Linked DNA regions of Mus musculus: region 1 is linked to region 2. A link is a loop called in an ENCODE intact Hi-C map of the cell type or tissue named here. Cell type or tissue: heart. All regions are shown on one strand.

Region 1 (8,000 bases), 55 kb before region 2:
TTATCAGAGGGAAGATCCAGTGACCCAGCCCAGAGTGACTGGAAGCCCAGCCCTCTCTCATCATCTGGACAAGTGGCATGATAGGTGCCAGTCACTCATGGCCTTTACAGACACACCCAGTCCTCAAGAGAGCCAACCTAAGTGAGTCTAGGAAGCAAAAACCCTGAGAGCCACCGTTGCGGTTAGAAACCAATCCTCTGGGAAGCTCCTCCCACCACGGTGGGACCGAAAACTAGTAGGTTCCTCATACTTCACAAAGAAACATTCCAGAGGGAAAGAGCCTCATCTTCTGGCCCCACCAGGGCTTAGACACTCAGGGAGGATTCACGAAGGCTATCCACACCCTTGGATGACGAACACTCCTGTTCACTGAACACCGGTTGCCACACACAGTTCTGTATGTATGTTTAAATGTCAAAACGGTACTGAAGAGGGCATTATGATCCTATGTTTATGGACACGGACACTGAGCTGTAGAGACACCATGTCCCGTAACAACGCTCACAGTGTAAGTGGCAGGCAGGGTCAGGATCCGAACTCAGTGACTGGGCTGGGAGCCAAGGGGCCACTGCTGTAGCAGATTTATACACAGGGGTCGGGAAGAGGTAGGGGGAGACAAGAGGGCAGGAAGCTAGGCTTGTGGGTAAAATAGCCATGGTCCTGTCCATGGGACAGGGTCCAGATGCCACCCTGCGGTAGCTGGGGCCCCACTGAAGGGGGTGCCAAGTAAAACACAGGAAGCTGGGTTAAATTCCAGGTCAACAAGTGGTTTTGTTGGGTAAATATTTTTTTCTTCTCTTCTTAAAAACAGTCAAGCCTGGGATACCTCTAAGATCCAACCTTATGGTCAGACCCTTTCCCCCTCAAACCCAATTGGCACCTTCAACTGACCCGCTTGAACCCCAAGTGCCCTTCAATCCCGGTCCCCAAACTGCTCATCTCTGCAGGTGATCTTAGGCAACAGATAAACCATCAGAAGATGGCTGGCGTTTACTGGAGAGACACGACTCCATTCTGTGGACAGGGAACCTGAGGCAGATAGAGACAGTGCGCATAGCCGGCAGAACTCAACCTACCCCCAGACCTCAGCCCTGTCACCGGGGCCCTGGGATACAGTACCTATGGCAGGCTGTGGAGGAGGGTTCGAGGAAGCCATCAGACAGGGTCCAGCTCAGTCTACCACCGTCCCCGCTGCTCACCTGTGAAAAGAAGGCCAGAGACGGTCAGATAACCTGAGGGAGGGGCAGCACATGAGCCGTGCTCCGGCCCAGCCGCACGCACGTTCTTCCCGGCAGCCCCAGAAAGGGCCTGGCCTCCATCCGGTATAAATCATTAACTTATAGAAAAACTGCCAACTGCATGGCAGAAATCCCCATCTTCCCAGAAGTCAATGCAGCCACAACCTGCCTTAGCCTACTGTCAAGGGGCTGGTCCTTAGAAGCCTGTGGGCCAACCAAGAAGATCTGTCCCATGTCCTCTAGCCCAGGGTTTGGGGTCACACTTGAAAAGCTGAGTTCTCAGGCTCTTGAAACCATAATGCCCTGGATTGGACAGTCACAAATACAGGGACACTTCCTCCTCGTGGTGTCCCCAACGCCACAGGCTCCTGTGGCTCTGACTTCTCACCAGGCCTCTCCTGTGCCCATGACAACAGGCACCCTCTCTCGTGTTGCTCACTGTCCTGCCCTATGGGGTTGGCCAGCTGGCAAGCAGCCACGGCCTAGGTACACAGTTATAGGAAGCAAAGGCTACAGAGAGGTGGTTGGCACAGGACAGGGACAGAATCCCAGGTGATACAGGTCAGTCCTGTCCCATGGAGCTTACACAAAGAGCAAGGCGGGCCAAGGGGGGATGGGCTCTCCAGGCTCTGGAGCAAACTTGCCAGATGTCCCTGACAGAGCAGGGAGAGGTGCCCTGTGCCTCTGATCTGGTAGCTGCCCTTCTAGACCTCCCTCCAGGAAGGGAATCAGGCCTGAAGAAAGAGCGGAGAGCTCCGTCGAGCCTGACCATGTCACCAGCTGGCTGTGGACCTGTTTTCCTTTTGTTTTCACCAACTAAAAATAGCTTTTATTTTTACTAACTGAGCAAATAAAAATGGAATGTGCACGAGTGACAGAAAAAGATTGTGGCGGGGACATTCATGGAGCTTGTGCGGCTCGGAGGTCACCCCAAGCCTGTCACACGCGCTTGTATAGGCTGACATGTCATAATATGAAAACGAGGTCCAGAATATGCCTGAAACTTGCCTAAGATCACACAGCTAGGAAGAGGCAGGATTCGAACCAAAGACAGACATTATTTGTGCTCCTTAAGGAACCATTCTGGGGCTGGAGCGATGGCTCAGTGGTTAAGAGCACCAGCTGCTCTTGCAAAGAACTCAGGGTTGATTGCCAGAATCCACACACGTGGCTCACAGCTGTCTAGAATTCCAGTTCCAGGGGATCTGATGCCCTCTTCTGGCCCCTGTGGGCACCAGGTACACAAAAGCACAAGCATGCATGCTTTCATGCTTGTATAAGGACATGCAAGTAAGCAAACACACTCATGCATGCACACACACACACACAAATTAAACACAGAGGCAGAGGTAGGAGGCAGGAGAGGCAGGAGAGGCAGGAGAGGCAGGAGAGGCAGGAGAGGCAGGAGAGGCAGGAGAGGCAGGAGAGGCAGGAGAGGCAGGAGAGGCAGGAGAGGCAGGAGGCAGGAGGCAGGAGGCAGGAGGCAGGAGGCAGGAGACAGGAGGCAGGAGGCAGGAGGCAGGAGGCAGGAGATGCAGAGGTAGATCTCTGAGTTTGAAGCCAGCCTGGTCTACAGAGCAAGTTCTAGGACATTAAGGGCTACACAGAGAAACCCTGTCTCAAAAAATAAAAGTGTTTCTCGAACAACCCAACATATTCACTAGCCGTCACAAGCTTGTTCAGTTGTCCTCTCCCCCCCCCATTCATGATACCATCTTCTATTTCAGCCACCCCAAAGAGCATGTCACCATGGCTCTCCTCTTGTCCCCTTGACCACAGGCTAATGCTCTGCCATGCTCCCACATGTCCTGGGGCACCGGGCATCTCATCCTAGGGCAGTGAGCCATCTCCCTCCTCTCCTCTAGAGGGACCAGGATGCCATGAAGGACCCTGAGGGTCAAAGTCAGGGGCTTGCCACAAATATTCCACCTCCTTGCTGCTCTTTATCATTAATGCTTTATGCTGACTGGGGTCTTCACTGACAGCCCTGCTTCCAAAACTTACACACAGCTAGGCACTGCCTGGGGATGTCAGGTGACCCCGGGGATCGTGAAGCATAGTCCCTCAAACTCAAGGACTGCTGACCACCGCAGCCTGTTCACACAGAAGCGCACGGACCTCTGTGCTGTTACCGTTTGGGTTTTGGTTTTGTTTAATTCTTTTTTAAAAAAATATTTATTTTATGTATATGTGTACACTGTCTTCAGACACACAACTATTACAGATAGTTGTGAGCCACCATGTGGTTGCTGGGAATTGAACTCAGGACCTCTGGAAGAGCAGTCAGTGTTCTTTACAACTGAGCCACCTCTCCAGCCCCTTTTTGTTTAATTCTTGTTGACTTCAGAACGGTGCACATAGAAATGGGATTTTTTTAAAGATTTATTTATTTATTATATGTAAGTACACTGTAGCTGTCTTCAGACACTCCAGAAGAGGGCGTCAGATCTTGTTACAGATGGTTGTGAGCCACCATGTGGTTGCTGGGATTTGAACTCCGGACCTTCAGAAGAGCAGTCGGGTGCTCTTACCCACTGAGCCATCTCACCAGCCCAGAAATGGGATTTTATTTGCTTTCTGGCACTGGGTTAGAACCCAAAGGCTTGTGTGTGTGTCAGATAAGCACTCTGCTATTGACCTACAGCCTCAGCTCAACCTCACCTTAAACATATTATCTTTAATTATGTGTGTGAATATGTATGTGCATATGTGTATATCTGTGTGCCCAGCAATCCTCTTGTCTCTACCCTCCCACCCCACCCCACCTCACTGCTCTACCCACTCACACACACAGAGCTAGAGTTATAGGCATGGTTGTGGCCACATCTAGCTTCTTGCATGCTGGGGATTTGAACTCAGGTCCTTGTGATCACACAGCAAGCACTCTGACACACTGGGCCATTTCCTAGCCCGACCTCCCTTCTCAAGCAGCACATAGCAGCGTTGTCCTTGCCTTAGACAATACCACAATTCACTCTCAAGCCATCAGGCCTTGGCTATACAGGCAGAGGCTGCCCTGGTCCCTTGCTGTTTTGAATATGACAGCAGTGGGCATTCGGCTTCCCTGCCCCACCCCCACCTGGGCCTTCTGGAGGTGAATTCACAAACCATCAGGGTTCACCCCTAAAACAACAAGTCGACAAAGATAAATTCTCAGGAAAGGGGTAATGTTACTCCATTTGCAAACTGAAGCTGTCCTGCAGGGCTCCTTTCAGTGGGCTCAAGCCCTCAGATCTTCCTCAGGAGCGAGCGCTAGGACCCAAAGGCAAGAAAACAAATGCCCATTGCAAGAAGGAAAAATGGAGGCACCATCACCCAGCCTCACAAAGATGGCGTGATAACAATGACATTCAGAGCCCTTCCCCGCCAGGCTGAGAAGTCCCATGCCCTCCCCTCTCCTGCTCCTCCTTCAGAGCCTAAGGTTTCTCTGAGACAAGAAAGCATGCGACAGTACTTACGGAACAAGAAACTTCCTCCATGTTTGCCATCTATGCTCACATCACCCCATCATTTAGAGAGAAGGAAACTGAGGCCAGAGACGTTAAGGTTTGCCCCAGGTCACAACACACAACCAAGGTGGGCAGCTGACAGAGCAGGACACAGCACAGGACTCTGATCCCAGGAACTCTGCTCAACACTCTGGCTACACTGCCCCCCTGGACTTAAGAGTTGGACTTTGGAGGCACGTGATCCAGGCTAAAAGGGAGGTAGAGCTGGAACCTCCTCCAAGCAAGGACATATGCTAGTGAGCCATATTCACACTCACGGGCTTGTGGCTGCCACTCTGCGCAAAGCTACTAGTCTCTGAAGGATGTGGGGGAAGTGAGGGGATGGGCTCACAGCTACCCACGGTGCCTCTACAGGCCCCCGTGCCGTGGGCAACAAGAAATACAGAGGACACAGATACAACTTCCAAAGGGGACTCAGGGACAATGCTCTCTGCCAGTAAGTCTTCTATTTGCTAAGACATAAAGCACAGGCTGTGACGACCAGTTTGTTTTGGAGTTGGGGCCCAGGCTAGAGTCCCATGTGACCACTGCCCAGCCCTGGTGTCTACATCTAGAGATAAGGATCTAGGACGTAGATCCTCTGTATTTTCCTGAGCTATACAGGCTCTGGAAGCTTCCTAGATGGGAGCTGGAGCCCAGGTGATTGTGCTGTGAGACAGGGCCAAGCTAGGCTTTCCCTGTGGCCGGCTCTCTTGAAGGGGAAGACATAGCATCTTAAAGTAGCTAGGCAAGGACAGAGGCCAGCCATTCCAGAACCTTTCTACATTTCTTTTCCTCTCTTCTTTTTCTCCTCCTCCTCCTATACCTCTTCCTCTTCCTCCTCCTCCTCCTTCTTTTTCTTCTTCTTCTCTTCTCCTCCTCCTCCTTCTTTTTGATTTTTTTGCTTGGTGGTTTGTTTAGAGACAAGGTCTCTTACAGCTAGACCAGGCTAGCCCTCAAGCTGTGTAGCTGAGGCTGACTCGGAGCTTCTGACCCTTCCACACTCACCTCCCGAGGGCTGGGATCACAGATGTGCACTGTAATGACCAGTTTATGCGATGCTGAAGGCTGAGCCCAGGGCTTTGTGCAAGTCTGGCAAGCACTGTGTACGGAGCCCTGTCCTCAGCACCCCTGGCTATATTTTGCAAGAGCAGTGCCAGGAGGGCAGAGCCAGGATAAAACCGTGATGGGCCAGTGAATACGGCAGGGAGTTCTTCCTCCCCTCAGCCCCTGTGCAGTGAGCACTGGGGAGGGAACGACAAAGAAGCTGGGTGGTGGTGTTGCACACCTTTAATCCCAGAACTAAGGAGGAAGAGGGAGGTAGATCTGTGAGTTCAAGGCCAGCCTGGTCTACAGAGTGAGTTCTAGGACAGCCAGGGCTACACAGAGAAACCCTGTCTCGAAAAAACAAAAGGGAAAAAGAAAGAGAGGGGCCTTGGAGGAAAGAAAAGAAAAGAGAAAAAGCAGCCACACAGTGAAAACCATCCACTTTCTTTCTGACACTAAGGTTGGAACCCAGGCTCAGGACTACAGGATCACAGAACACACCCTCAGCCAATCTACTGCCATTTTCTTCTTGTTACTACTTAAGACGGAATCCTATGTAGCCCAGGTTGGCCTCAAATTTACTATGTAGCTTAGGATGACCTTAAAATTCCAATCCTCCTACATTCGCCTGCCAAGACCCTCAGCACATCCTCAGAATTAGAAATGGACTCCAATGTGGCGCTGCTGCTAACCAGCTGTGGAAACCAAGTCCAAGGAAAGGGACGGACCTTCCCCTGTGGGCACAGCATAAGCCAGGCAGTGACTGTAAAGGCCATGGCTCAAAGCAGAAATCTAAATCTAGGTATTCCTGAGCATAAATCCCAGTTCTGGCCGTGCTACCCAAAGCAGGGAACACCTTTCCGGAGCAGAAAGAGGTCCTAATCTAAGTAAGAAGAAGAATTGGACAAGGAACAGCCCCATAGCCAGCATGGCCACCATTAAAATCAAAATACTGACCACGTGACATTCTGGTTGTATGATTATAGATTTGCTCCTCTTGTGGACATCTTTTAAAAATAAGCCTGACAGGCAGGTGGACCCCAGAGCTGCTCCTTTTCACATCACACTGTTCTTTGGGGTGACCCGCAGGGTACAAGGCAGAAAGCCTGGGCTCAGGGTGGGGGGAGCGTATAGGCCTATGGTGTATATAGGCCGTGTGGAGTTCAGTGACCGTCAGACCCCAGAGAGGAAGCATCCAGCAGCCTCACAGAGGCTCACTTTGACATGTCTTCCCTCCCAGCTAGTAACTCAGTCAGCTGGCCTGTGGGTTTCCCTGGGGTTTCCCCTCCCTCTGGATTTGAACCCTAAATACAGGTTGGTGGTGGTAGTGGCAGGTCTCACGAGTTAAACTCAGTTCCTAGGCACTGGCCTATATGTGAGGAACTCTCTGAGCGGTTCTCATCCCACTTCCTCCCTCGTGCACCCCAGGAAACACTCCCTGGGGGACTCAGACTTCAGGAAGGACTGGGAGTGAAGCCAGACACTGACAACAGTGGGGGGTGGTCCTAGGGAGGGGAGGGGGCAGAGTCCAGCTGCACTGACTACACCAGACAGCTTCTGGCCACCCTTAAATGACACAGGAAGCAGGCTGTGGCCCAGCCACCAGGCTGAGGAACTCCAGCCTCAGAGGCAGCAAGCGTGTCTGGCTTCTGGGTGCCAGAAAAACAAACAAACAAACAAACAAACAACAAAGCCTGGCTTCTGGATGCCAGAAAAACAAACAAACAAACAACAAAGCCAGTGGAGGTGGAGACCGGAAGGGCGGGTAGCAAGGAGCTAGGGCTGGGGCCACTGTCCTCAAGTGTCTCTAGCTTCCAGCTCTCATCAGATAGGTACTTGGCTAACTGGTCTCCCACCTCAGGAACCCCAGTGACTCTCCCACAGCTTGACAACGCTGGTCAGCTGCTTCCTCATCCAGGCCCTAAACAAGGCCCTCCCACATTAGCCCTTACCTGTCCCCTCCAGTCTCAGGTCTCAGTGGCTCTTGGCCTGTCCTGGAATTCCGCTGCCCGTGACAGCAGGGACCCGATTCAGACCTCTGGGCCTTGGTTCAGATGGTTTGTTCTCTCCAGATGGAATCCTCTCTCAATCGGCAAACTCCTACTAAACCTTCAAAACCCCACTCCCACTTTCTCCATTGAGACCCTTCCTTTGATTCACATAGTAGCTTCTGGGCCCTGGCTGCGGAGCTTTCTAAAAAAGACACATGGAGGTTCTGACTTGGGGT
Region 2 (8,000 bases):
TGGCTAATCTGCCCCTGGATGCGACCCCTGCTCACAGTTCCCTTTGACTTCAGCCACCAACTTCCCTTTGGGTTTTTGTGATAGTGTTTTGGTTGGGGACTTTTGTTTTGTGTTATTGGTTTTGTTGTTTGGTGGATTTGGGTCGTTTGCTTGTTTATTTGTTTTGTGTTTTTGACAAAGTCTCCCAGGGTTTAGGATGGCCTTAAAACTAAAACATAGCAGTGGCTGGCCTTGAACTCCTGATTTGAGTGCTTCCACCTAGGTTTAAAGGTGCAAAGTTTACAAGTGTGCACCACATGACTGCCCTCATCCTTGTATTTTATTTTACTTTTTGACATTTGTAGTGTGTGTGTGTGTGTCTGTGTGTGTGTATCTGTGTGGACTGGGAAGGAGGAGACAGAGCCTTCAAGTTTGGATGCCTGGGAAGCACGGGGTCTCCCCATTGCCCCCTATATCCTAAGTCATCACCTGCCTGTTCGGAATCTTGAAGGGGTAAAGAGTTGTGGTCAGGAGACACATTGGGTGATGGTCTCCGGGCTGCATGGGTGCACAGTGGGGCTCACCTCCACCTCCTCATTGGCTTTTGTAAACAAGGCTGAGCCTCCCTGTGTCGTGGAGACAGATACTGTGTGCTACCTTCATTTATGGGACAAGCCTTTGGGCTGGCCCAGAGGGTCTCCAACTCTCTCCACCCCTCCTGCTCAAATGGCGGCTTTGCCCAAGGAGAGCCACACGCTGTTCCTCTGAGCCCCGCTCCTGCCCTGAAGTGTCACAGCTTGACTTTAAGAACTCCTAGCCCTGGGTGGAGACATAACCAGACCTGCAGCCAGGGCCCCTGTAATCTTCCCTGTAAGGGAGAGATCAAACAAACCCAAGTTTGAGTCCAGCGTCTTTACCAGCCACAGGACCCTCCCTGCACAAGCCACTTGACCCCTTGACCTCTCTATGCAAGGCTGTAAAACGGGGGTGAAGACACTTAGCTGTGAAGACCATTGTGCAACGTGAGTGAGCTCAGTCACAGAGAGAAAGCACCCAGGTGCAGAGGAGCATTTTGAGGGGACAGTGGGGGTGCCCTTTGTTCTGTATATTCTATCAAACCAGAAAAACCTTGGACTTTAGTGTGTGGTATTGCACCTCTAATCCCACTCAGAAGGCTGAGGCAGGAAGATAGTGAGTTTAGGGCTAGCCTGGGCTACCTAGAAAAAATAATGTCTTAAGAATAAAAAAAAAAAAGGAGTTACAGAGACAAAGTTTGGAGCTGTGACGAAAGGATGGACCATCTAGAGACTGCCATATCCGGGGATCCATCCCATAATCAGCTTCCAAACGCTGACACCATTGCACACACTAGCAAGATTTTGCTGAAAGGACCCAGATATAGCTCTCTCTTGTGAGACTATGCCGGGGTCTAGCAAACACAGAAGTGGATGCTCACAGTCAGCTATTGGATGGATCACAGGGCTCCCAATGGAGGAGCTAGAGAAAGTACCCAAGGAGCTAAAGGGATCTGCAACCCTATAGGTGGAACAACATTATGAACTAACCAATACCCCGGAGCTCTTGACTCTAGCTGCATATGTATCAAAAGATGGCCTAGTCAGCCATCACTGGAAAGAGAGGCCCATTGGACTTGCAAACTTTATATGCCCCAGTACAGGGGAATGCCAGGGCCAAAAAGTGGGAGTGGGTGGGTAGGGTATGGGGGACTTTTGGGATAGCATTGGAAATGTAAATGAGGAAAATACCTAATAAAAATATTAAAAAAAAAAAGACTGAGTGTGGTAGCACATGCCCCTAACCCCCTGCACTTAAGAGGTGAGGGGTTGGAGCCGGGCGTGGTGGCGCACGCCTTTAATCCCAGCACTCGGGAGGCAGAGGCAGGTGGATTTCTGAGTTCGAGGCCAGCCTGGTCTACAAAGTGAGTTCCAGGACAGCCAGGGCTATACAGAGAAACCCTGTCTCGAAAAAAAAAAAAAAAAAAAAGAGGTGAGGGGTTGGAATAGGAGGCTCAGAAATTTAAGGCTAGCCTGGGCTACATGAGACCCTAGGCTAGGCTCAATGGTAGAGCATTTGCTTTGTGTCTTAGTTGGGGTTTTACTGCTATGAACAGACACCATGACCATGATCAAGGCAGCTCTTATAAAGACAACATTTAATTGAGGCTGGCTTACGGGTTCAGAGGTTCAGTCCACTATCATCAAAGTGGGAACATGGCAGCATCCAGGCAGGCATAATGCAGGAGGAGCTGAGAGTTCTAAATCTTCATCTGAAAGCTGCTAGCAGAATACTGATTTCTAGGCAACTAGGATGAGGGTCTTAAAGCCCATGCCCACAGTGACACACATACTCCAACAAGGCCACACCTCCAAGTAGTGCCACTCCCTGGGCCAAGCATGTTCAAACCACCATACCTTGTGCGTCCTGGGTGCTGGGATCATGGGTCTGCACCACTACGACTGGCCTTTTTTTTTTAAAAAAAACAATGTGTATGGGGCTGGTGAGATGGCTCAGTGGTTAAGAGCACCCGACTGCTCTTCTGAAGGTCAGGAGTTCAAATCCCAGCAACCACATAGTGGCTCACAACCATCCGTAATGAAATCTGATGCTCTCTTCTGGAGTGGCTGAAGTCAGCTACAGTGTACTTACATATAATGAATGAATAAACAAACAAACAAACAATGTGTATATGTGTATATCTGTGCACTTGAGTGTATGTATTTGTAACACGTGTGTGCCCCAGCCTATGAAGCCTGAAGAAGTCAGAGTTACAGACAATTGTGAGCCATCATGTGGGTGGTAGGAATCAAACCTATGTCCTCTGGAGCACCCAGTGCTCTCAATCACTGAGCCACCTCTCCAGCCCCATCTCCATGATTAGCTAAATATTGCTATGGAGACAGCCAGTGGGCCACCCTTAACTCTGCAGACAAATGTCACCAGCTAAGGACAGCCACAGAAGATGTTACTCCTCCCAGAACTGGCATGGTCCATGAAGGGCCAAGAAGGGACATGGGGGAGGGGAGGAAAGGACCAGAGTGGGCAGCCGTGGGCTAGCACTGGGAAGCGAGGAGGAAGGGCAGGAGCTGGCCGTATGAGCCTAGCCTCAATCTCACAAGGGCTGAGCAGTGGAGGAAGGAAGGAAGATGGGGTCAAAGGTCACAGGAAGAATCTCATGGACTAGAGAGAGTGGGGGTGGAAGTTCTCGGTCCTTCCCAGGAGAGGCTACTGATCTGGGTCCCCAGCCTCTTCCAGGGCTCACAGCGACTCCCCAAGACCTCCTGCAATCCAGCATGGAAGCTGCACTGCACAGGCAGAGGCCCATGGCAGAGCCCTGTCTCCATCCCCAGCTGGGTCTGTCCTACGCTGAAATGCACCAGGCCTTTCAAACTTCCCTCAGCATCCTTTTGGAGCTCAGAGTGTATGGAAGGCGGAGGGGGGGGGGTGTAGACTGGGAGGGGGACTCTCTGGAACTGCTTCTAGGAGCAGGATGGAAGGGGCTCAGCCCTAGGAGACCAGTGACTGCTGAGCCTGCATCTCTAATTGTGGGAACCAGTGCCCTTCACTCCTCACTGCGTTTCCTGAAGGAAAAAAAAAAAAAAAAACAAGGTCAAAGGTCAGACCACGAATAGGATGAGTCCAAGACACAATCTGCCCACTTGAAAAGGCAGCCCTGAGCCGGGCGTGGTGGCACACGCCTTTAATCTCAGCACTCGGGAGGCAGAGGCAGGTGGATTTCTGAGTTCGAGGCCAGCCTGGTCTACAAAGTGAGTTCCAGGACAGCCAGGGCTATACAGAGAAACCCTGTCTCGAAAAACCAAAAAAAAAAAAAAAGAAAGAAAAGGCAGCCCTGGGCTTCCCCATGGGTCAAAAGCAGGAAGAGCCATTTTTAGCTTGTCACTGTGAGGAAGGGCTCTAGCTCCAGGGTGGATGCGGCTGAAGGCACCTCAGTGTCAAAAGGCTACCTCCCCGATGTATCTGGCGCCCCCTGCTGGTCACCGGGGACACAGTCTCCAGTTCAAAGGTAGGAAGCAGCTGGCTGCAAACAGAAAAAAAAAAAAAGTCAGGGTGGGCGAGGCTGAACCGCCCCTGGGGTCTCACACAGTTCACCCCAGCTCTCATGGCCCTGGGCTGCCCCATTGACGCTGCTCACCTGGGGTGCTAACACACTCCTACAAACTCTCAGTGGGAAGGTCTACGTCTACAGGCAGGCAGACTCCAGACACTGTGGTCCAGGAGGCTGGCTTACAGAAGGCCGTGGGATGCCCTCCGTGTTCATTGGCACTATCTCTAGTGGAGCTGAGGTGTAAGGCCTGACTACCCTTGGCCACCATGGTGAGAGGAAGCGCCTTCGGAGTGCTCTGGTCAGCAACGGGACTGAGGCCCCACACAGCTGGCATCAGCTGCAGGGCACATGTGTAGCGCGGTGCTTCTAGATGGATCCAGCACCAGCCACCAAGTCCCCAGCCTTCAAATTATCCCCACTGACGACCCAGACACTATAGAGCAGAGGCAAGGTGAACTCACTGTGCCTTGAGTGATAAAACCGTTCATCCTACACCATGATGTTAGGGGTGGAGCAGGCTCATCACAAAATAAGTAAATGGAGCTGAAGATGAAACACAGTGGGTGAAGGGCTAGCCTCGGATACGCAGAGCCCTGGGCTCAATCCCCAGGGCTGCATAAACCAGGGCAGGCAGGCCTGCACTCCCAGCACTCAGGAAGTAGAGACAGGAGCATGAGGGATTCAGGCTCATCCTAGCTACACAGAAAGTTTAAGGCCAACCTGGGCTACATGAGACCCTGTTTCAAAAAAAACCAGCTGGGTGGTGGTGGCACACGCCTTTAATCCCAGCACTCGGGAGGCAGAGGCAGGCGGATTTCTGAGTTCCAGGACAGCCAGGGCTATACAGAGAAACCCTGTATCAAAAAAACAAAAAAACAAAAAACAAAAAACAAAAAAAAAAACAAAACAAAACAAAACAAAAACCAAAGAATAGGGCTGGAGAGATGGCTCTCAGCAGCTAAGAGCACTGGCTGCTGTTCCAGAGGAGGACCTGGGTTCAAACCCAGCACCCACAACCATCTGTCATTCCAGTTCCGGTAAAGCCTACACCGTCCTCTGGCCTCCACGGGTACCAAGCTCACCCATGGTATATAGATCCACATACAGGCAAAACACCCATGTACAAAGCTAGGTAAATAAATACCCTTAAAGCAAGGAACAGAGGCTGGGCAGTGTTGGTACACGCCTTTCATTCCAGCACTCAGGAGGCAGAGGGAGGCAGATCTCATAACACTAGGGTTTGGGAGGCAGAGGGTCCTGCTTAGGGTTACTGTTGCTATGACGAAACACCATGACCAAAAGCAAGTTGAAGAGGAAAGGATTTACCCCTCCAAAGTCAGGGAAGGAACTCAAGCAGGGCTGGAACCTGGAGGCAGGAGCTGATGCAGAGGCCGTGGAGAGATGCTGCTTACTGGCTTGCTCAGCCTGCTTTCTTATAGAACTCAGGACCACCAGCCCAGGGATGGCCCCACCACAGTGGGCTGATGCGTCCTTACTTACAGGCTTCCCTACTGCCCAATCTTATGGAGGCATTTCCTCAGTTGAGGCTCCCTCCCTTCTGATGGCTAGCTTGTGTCAAATTGATGTAACACTAACCAGCACACAGAAGCAGAAGGGTCTTCAAAAAGTTCAGGGTCAGCTTGTTCTATAGTAAGTTCCAGAGCAGCCACAACCAGGTAGTGAGATTGTGTCTAAATTATAAAATAAAATTTCTATTTTGTTTCTTTTTATTATTGTTGTTGGTGGTTGATTGGTTTGTGCAGCTCCTGCCTTCTGAGGGTTAGGATTGTGTCTAAATTATAAAATAAAATTTCTATTTTGTTTCTTTTTATTATTGTTGTTGGTGGTTGATTGGTTTTTGCAGCTCCTGCCTTCTGAGGGTTAGGATTAAAGGTAAGCACTACCACTGCCCAGGTTCAATTTTATTTCTTTCCAAAGATTTGCTTTTTTTTTTTTTTTCTTCAGGAGACAGAGGCATCTCTGAGTTTAAGGCCAGCCTGGTCTACAGTGTGCATTCCAGGACTGCCAGGGCTTCACAGAGAAACCCTGTCTCGAAAACATAACAATAACATACACACACAACCAACAACAAGATATATGTACTTGTTTTTATTTTATGCATCTGAGTGCTTTACTTGCAAGTACATATATGTACTACATGGATGCCTGGTGCCCTCAGAGCCAAAAGAGGGTGTTGTATCCTCCGGAATTGGAGTACAGATTGGTGTGAGCTGTCACCTAAATGCTAGGAATAGAACTGAGATCCTCTGGAAACCCAGAGTGTTCTTAACCTCTGAGCCATCTCTCAGGACCCTAAAACACACACACATGCACGCGCACACGCGCGCGCGCGCACACACACACACACACAAAACGGGACCTCACAATGTAGTCCTGGCTGATCTGGAATTGCTATGTAGACCAGGCTGGCCTTGAACTCACAGAGATCTGATGGCTTCTGCCTCCCTGGTGCTGGGGTTAAAGGTGTGTGCCCTGATGCCTTATATCTAACAACAATGCATAAAACAAAAAGTCTAATTAATAACAAAGCAAAGGCTGTTGATGAACCTCAGTTGCAGGGTGTTTAACCTAGCTGGCGTGAGGCCTGCATGTGATCCCCAGTATGTAAGTGTTGCAGGGATTTCCCTGCCCAATTACATTAGTGCAGAGGAAGCCTGTGATTGGACAGGGAAAGGGAGGCAGAGATAAGAGTGGCAGAGACAGAGAGCATCTCAGGGGAGAGAGGAGGGAGGATGGAGGTGGACGTGAACCCGCCACAGTTATTATATCATAATTGGGATAAAGCTTTTAGCATTATCAACTCGCTCTGAAATGATTGCATTGGCATCTTGTAAACTGTGACTTGATTGACACATAAATCTGATTGATTAACTATAAGCTTTAAGAGTTTTAATTCTCGGGGCGTGGTGGCACACGCCTTTGATCCCAGCACTTGGGAGGCAGAGGCAGGCGGATTTCTGAGTTCAAGGCCAGCCTGGTCTACAAAGTGAGTTCCAGGACAGCCAGGGCTGTACAGAGAAACCCTGTCTCGAAAGAAAAATAAAGTTTTAATTCAGGCTGGAGAGATGGCTCAGCGGTTAAGAGCACTGACTGTTCTTCCAAAGGTCCTGAGTTCAAATCCCAGCAACCACATGGTGGCTCACAACCATCTGTAATGGGATCAGATGCCCTCTTCTTGTGTGTCTGAAGACAGCTACAGTGTACTTACATATAATAAATTATTCTTTTAAAGATTTATTTATTATTGTACATGAGTTCACTGTAGCTGACTTCAGACACACCAGAAGAGGGCGTCAAATCTCATTATGGGTGGTTGTGAGCCACCATGTGGTTGCTGGGATTTGAACTCAGGACCTTCAGTAGAGCAGTCAGTGCTCTTACCTGCTGAGCCATCTCTCCAGCTCCCAATAAATAAATTAAAAAAAAAAAGTTTTAATTCTACTGGGTAATTGGGTGTTGTGATGGCTGACCGTGGGGTGCGTGGGCATTGTGTGGTAGCGAGAGAAACTCAGGAGTCCCTGCCGAAGAGTTGGAGAGTTGAGAGAAGCAGGAGATTGGAGAGTTGGCAGGTTCATTTTTAATATTTCCCGCAACATGTAAGTAAGGGGGTTGGAGCATGGGGGTGCACACCTTTAGTCCCAGCACTGGGAAGCAGAGGCAGGTGGATCTCTGTGAGTTTGAGGCCAGCCTGGTCTACAGAGCAAGTTCTAGGACAGCCAGGGCTACATAGCAAGTCAGAAGAAAGAGGAGAAGAGGAAGAAGGGAGGAAAAAGGAAGGGAGGGAGGAAGGGAGGGAGGGAAGGAGGGAGGGAGGGAGGGAGAGAGGGAGGGAGGGAGGGAGGGAGGGAGGGAGGGAGGGAGGGAGAGGTTCTCTCCTGGATGGAGCAAACCAAACCAGCCCACAGAAGTGGGGTGT

What was found. A loop is a pair of places that touch in the nucleus more often than their neighbours do. Peaks named below come from ENCODE experiments on the same cell type or tissue, not always from the same donor. Only the 100,000 strongest peaks of a DNase experiment are listed, where the experiment ranks them.
Region 1: a loop joins it to region 2, with 2.5 times the contacts of the local background. A loop is called at or near these places in 8 of 42 quality-filtered maps.

What each region holds. Positions count from the first base shown.
Region 1 is chr4:140,615,794-140,623,793 of GRCm38, forward strand. Arhgef10l (Rho guanine nucleotide exchange factor (GEF) 10-like) reads right to left here. Exons shown (of 29, transcript NM_001290803.1): 2 at 1,120-1,199. The coding sequence starts at 1,156. Among named protein-coding and RNA genes, the nearest start is that of Gm42335, 15 kb to the left of the region's middle. In heart, CTCF peaks have their summits at 2,444 (motif pointing left), 3,112 and 3,749; DNase peaks (open chromatin) are centred at 568, 1,818, 2,398 and 7,218; H3K4me3 peaks cover 110 bases; H3K27ac peaks cover 4,449 bases.
Region 2 is chr4:140,670,570-140,678,569 of GRCm38, forward strand. No RefSeq gene overlaps it. Among named protein-coding and RNA genes, the nearest start is that of Gm13025, 5.2 kb to the right of the region's middle. In heart, a CTCF peak has its summit at 3,993 (motif pointing left); DNase peaks (open chromatin) are centred at 3,128 and 3,942; H3K27ac peaks cover 833 bases.